Linked DNA regions of Homo sapiens: region 1 is linked to region 2. Evidence: read pairs that join two places in POLR2A ChIA-PET (ENCODE). Cell type or tissue: B cell. All regions are shown on one strand. Region 1 overlaps ADA (adenosine deaminase). Region 2 overlaps SERINC3 (serine incorporator 3).

What was found. ChIA-PET counts read pairs that join two places held together with the same protein. Peaks named below come from ENCODE experiments on the same cell type or tissue, not always from the same donor. Only the 100,000 strongest peaks of a DNase experiment are listed, where the experiment ranks them.
Region 1: POLR2A ChIA-PET joins it to region 2 with 10 read pairs; 8 of 35 experiments call an interaction of 5 or more read pairs at or near these places.

What each region holds. Positions count from the first base shown.
Region 1 is chr20:44,645,559-44,648,058 of GRCh38, reverse strand. The region is part of intron 1 of ADA (adenosine deaminase); the gene reads left to right. Among named protein-coding and RNA genes, the nearest start is that of ADA, 4.9 kb to the left of the region's middle. RefSeq lists enhancers at 1, 1,390-1,905, 1,839-1,938, 754-2,007, silencers at 24-192, 2,069-2,148 and cis regulatory regions at 750-1,345, 1,729-1,756, 2,445-2,500. In B cell, no CTCF peak of the experiment used is centred here; DNase peaks (open chromatin) are centred at 1,038 and 1,778; H3K4me3 peaks cover 690 bases; H3K27ac peaks cover 1,001 bases.
Region 2 is chr20:44,515,845-44,518,344 of GRCh38, reverse strand. All of the region lies in intron 1 of SERINC3 (serine incorporator 3), which reads left to right. Among named protein-coding and RNA genes, the nearest start is that of SERINC3, 5.0 kb to the left of the region's middle. In B cell, no CTCF peak of the experiment used is centred here; no DNase peak of the experiment used is centred here; H3K27ac peaks cover 972 bases.

The sequences.
Region 1 (2,500 bases), 130 kb before region 2:
GACTTTTTCTTTTTTGCCAGAATCTCACTCTGTCGCCCAAGCTGGAGTGCAGTGGCAAGATTTTGGGTCCCTGCAACCTCTGCCTCCTGGGTTCATGCGATCCTCCTGCCTCAGCCTCCCAAGTAGCTGGGACTACAGGCGTGTGCCGCAGTCTCACTCTGTTGCCCAGGCTGGAGTGCAGTGGTGTGATCCTGGCTCACTACAACCTCCACCTCCCGAGTTCAAGCCATTCTTCTGCCTCAGCCTCCGGAGTAGCTGGGATTACAGGCGTCCACCACCACGCCCGGCTAATTTTTGTATTTTTAGTAGAGACAGGGTTTCACCACGTTAGCCAGCTGGTCTCGAACTCCTGATCTCAGGTGATCCTCCCACCTTGGCTTCCCAAAGCGCTGGGATTACAGGTGTGAGCCACTGTGCCCGGCTAGTAACTTTTATCTCACGGAATCCTCTGGACGACTTGACAAGGCATGGGTCTTCATCCCCATTTACAGATGAAGAAACTGAAGCTTAGGGAGTGGAGGGACTTGCCAGGGCTACACAAAATCTGAGAGCCTTGAAGCTGTAGACTGGCAAGTGAACAGGTACAGGCTGGGACAGCAGTTTCTTTCTTTTTTTCTTTTTTTAGACAGAGTTTCGCTCTTGTTGCCCAGGCTGGAGTGCAATGGCACGACCTCGGCTCACTGCAACCTTCGCCTCCCAGGTTCAAGTGATTCTTCTGCCTCAGCCTCCCAAGTAGCTGGAATTACAGGCATGCACCACCATGCCCGGCTAATTTTTTGTATTTTTAGTAGAGACGGGGTTTCTCCTTGTTGGCCAGGCTGGTCTCGAACTCCCGACTTCAGGTGATCCGCCCACCTCAGCCTCCCAAAGTGCCGGGATTACAGGCATGAGCCACCGCACCCGGCCAAGGGACAGCAGTTTCTAAACTGTCCCTCTCTGATGCAGAGGGGAATTGGGGCTAAATCAGCAATGTGCCTTTTCTGTCTCATATTTGAATGTCTACTCTGCACGAGGCGCTGTCCTGCTTTGCATACAGTGACTCATTTAATGTTTATGTCAGCCCTCTGAGGAAGGTCCTGTCCTATTATTAACTTCACTTATTATGAGGAAACTGAGACTCAGAGAGGGGAGGGAACTTGCCAAAGTCACACAGCTGGCAAGCAGCAGAGCTAGACTTGAACCCAGATCTGCCTGCACTCAAGTAGAAGCTGTTCATTGCTTTGCTCATTTGCCAATTCCACTTTATGCAAAAAAGAGGGGGCAGTGTGGGGGGAAGAGTTAGAATCAGGGTGGCAGGGTGGGCCAGTGCATTAGCCCTGGGCTTCAGATGTACTGGGGTTGAATTCCTGCCTGCCGCTTAGCAGCTAGGGTACCTCAGGTAGACAACTCCTGAAACTCAGCTTCCCCCTCTGTAAAATGGGGTGACAAAACCAAGATCTTGGGGTTCTTGGGGAAACTGACATGCTGATTGGTTTTTGTACAGTGCCTGGCTGGTAACAGCAGGCCCTCAGGGGTGCGTTTCCTTCCTGGGGACTGGAGTGGGGGTTGCAGTAGACTCTGGGAGGCCTCTCCAGCTGCAGAATCTCCCTCCTCCCTCCTCCTTTTTGTCTTCCTGACACAAAACCCACCAGCTGCACTTCTTTGGGCTTGCAGTGGCTTTCAGTTACCAGAGCCACCTGTTAAAACAAAAATGTGCCTAGGAAGAGCCTGCCTTACCCATTTTGACTCACATGGCAGTTGGTGGTGGAGGGGAACAAAGGAGACTGAGTTTCATCGAAGCCTTTTGCTTCGGAGGAGGAAGGGAGGATCAGAGAGAGGAAGTGGTCTGTGTTCACACAGGGAGGCAGGGGAGGCCAGGCAGCTTCCCAATCCTGCATTCAACCTCAGGGTGGGCTTGACCTGGGTGGCTGGGGGCCCTGTGATCCAGGAGAGACTTGTCCACCTGCTCAGGTGTCTTGAAGGGGTCCCTGTGGTACCCCCTGGGGCGGGGCAAGGTAGTAGGACCATGGTCTGGCTGGGGAGGTGGAGAGGAGCAGGCTGTGGGCGCAGAGTGAGGTTGGAATCTGTATTTACCCAAGGTGTTGGGGGTAGGCTTGCCCTCAGCCCTTAATGTTCTCAGGCCCCTGAGCAGTTGTGGGGGATAACCTCTGCACTCCTAGTGACCAGGGAGCTAGAACAGCAAGGAATTTGAACTTGGACACCAGCTGGGGTCAGGCTCTCTGGGTCTGAGTCCTGATTTCCCACTTTCCAGCTAGAGGAGCTTGAATGAGTCATTTAACTTCACGGTGCCTCAGTTTCCCCTCTCTAAAATGAGAATTATACCCATACCCACCTCTCAAACACCAAGTGCAGGCCTGGCTCAGAGCAGGTGCTGCAGCAATAGCTGCCATTGGTCAGCATCATCATCATGGTTGGTAATGGTCCTACTTTGACTTTTGAGACAGAGTCTCACTCTGTCGCCCAGGCTGGAGTGCAGTGGTGCAATCTCGGCTCACTACAA
Region 2 (2,500 bases):
CTTCTTTTTTTTTTTTTTTTTTTTTTGAGGCTAATTTTGCATTTTTAGTAGAGACAGGATTTCACTGTGTTGGCCTGGCGGGTCTTGAACTCCTGACCTCAGGTGATCTGCCTGCCTTGGCTTCCCAAAGTGCTGGGATTACAGGCGTGAGCCACTGTGCCGGCCAACTCAGAGCTTCTGAATGGGTCGCTACAGCTGTGAGATGGGAACTTTTGCGCTTAATCCAGATGAGAGATGATAGTTGTGGCTTGGACAAAGGTGATAGCTAAGGATACTGTGAAAATGGTCAGATTCTGGATATATTTTAAGGGTAGAGCTGATGTACTGACAGATTGGATGAGGATTTTGGGAAAAGGGAAGGCATTCGGGATGACTCCAGGTTTTGGGCCCAAGCAACAGGAAGAATGGAGTTGTCATTTACTGAAATAGAAAAATGACATAACATATAGTAGGACAGATTTGTCCCACAGATATTTACTGAGTACCTGCTCTGTAAAGATACAAAAGATATAACGTTGTAAAGATAGTCTCCCCTTCGAGATATTTACATTCTTAAGACAACTATAGGTAAGTAAGTTTATTAGTTTGCCAGGGCTTTATAACAAAGTACCACAGACCGAGTGGCTTAAACCCAGTGATTTCTTATCTCTGAATTCTAGAGGCTGGAAGTCTGGGATGAAGGTGTCAGCAGGGTTGGTTCCTTCTAAGGGTGGTGAGAGAGAATCTGTATCATGCCTCTCCCCTGGCTTTTTTTTTTTTTGGTTTGCTGGCAGTCTTTGATGTTCCTTGGCTTGTAGATCTCTGCCTTCACATGGCATGTGGAATTCTCCCTGTGTTGTAAGCCTTTGTCCAAGTTTCCCCTTTTTATAAGGACACAGTTATATTGAATTAGCTGCTCACTCTACTCCATATAACCTCATCTTAACTTACTACATCTGCAGTGACCAAGTAAGGATACATTTTGAGGAATTGGGCATTAGGACTTCAACATAAGAATTTGTGGAGGACATGCCTCTGCAGTGTTTGGCCTATACTGTAGTTAAGAATTGGAGACTGAGACTGGCTGGTCAATTTCCCATTGCTATTGCAATTACAAATAATAATGGCTACCACGATATATTGAGCCTGATAAATATGTCAGGCATTATACTAGGTTCTTTATATTCCTGACATCATCTCATTCTTTGCTCAATCACCCTGTTCGAGTAGGTGGTATTATGCTCATTTTTACAGATGAGAAAACTGAACTTTTTTAGAATGTTAGCACCCTGCTGCAAACCACACAAAATTATCATAAAGTGCACACAAGATACCATCTATAAAAAAATGAAGATTATTCCTGGGACCATATTTTAAGACCAGAGTTATCCATTGTTTACTTCTGCTAATTCTGAATTAGCTTGTCCTTGTAATATGACTTGATAATGTCACCCCCTCAGAGCAATTTCAAGCAGTTTCCTAATCAAGCATAATGACTCAAATTATATCCTCTCTTAGCTGGGCATGGTGGTGCTTGCTTGTACTCAGGAGGCTGAGGCCAGAGGATCGCTTGAGCCCAGGAGTTTGATGCTGCAGTGAGCTGTGATCACACAACTGTACTCCAGCTTGGGCAACAGAGTGACGCCTTGTCTTTTTAAAACAAAACAAAACAAAGGCCGGGTGCATTGGCTCATGCATGTAATCCCAGCCCTTTGGGAGGCGGAGGCGGGCAGATCACTTGAGGTCAGGAATTCGAGACCAGCCTGGCCAACATGGTGAAACCCTGTCTTTACACAAAAATTAGCTGAGCATGGTGGCACGTGTCTGTAATCCCTGTAATCCCAGCTACTTGGGAGGCTGAGGTAGAATTGCTTGATCCCAGGAGGGTGAGGTTGCAGTGAGCCGAGATGGCGTTACTGCACTCCAGCCTGGGAGACAGAGTGAGAACCTGTCTCAAAAAAAAAGAAAGAAAAGAAAAAAAGAAATAAAATTATATCTTCTTTCATGTAGTGTGGTCACTAACAGATTTTAGCAGACTAAAGATCTAGGTTACTCTTTTTTTTTGAGACGGAGTCTCAGTCTGTCGCCCAGGCTGGAGTGCAGTGGCACAATCTTGGCTCACTGCAACCTTGGCCACCCGGGTTCAAGCAGTTCTCCTGCCTCAGCCTCCTGAGTAGCTGGGATTACAGGTGCCTGCCACTGCACCCGGCTAATTTTTGTATTTTTAGTAGAGATGGGGTTTCACCATCTTGGCCAGGCTGGTCTTGAACTCCTGACCTTGTGGTCCACCTGCCTTGGCCTCCCAAAGTGCTGGGATTACAGGCGTGAGCCACCACGCCTGGCCCTAGGTTACTCTTTAAAAAAAAGGAGGTAAAGTTGACATAAAATTAACCATTTCAAAATGTTTAGTGGGCCGGGTGCAGTATCTCACGCCTGTAATCCAGCACTTTCGGTGGCCAGTGTGGGTGGATTGCCTGAGCTCAGGAATTCAAGACCAGCCTGGGCAACATGACAAAACCCT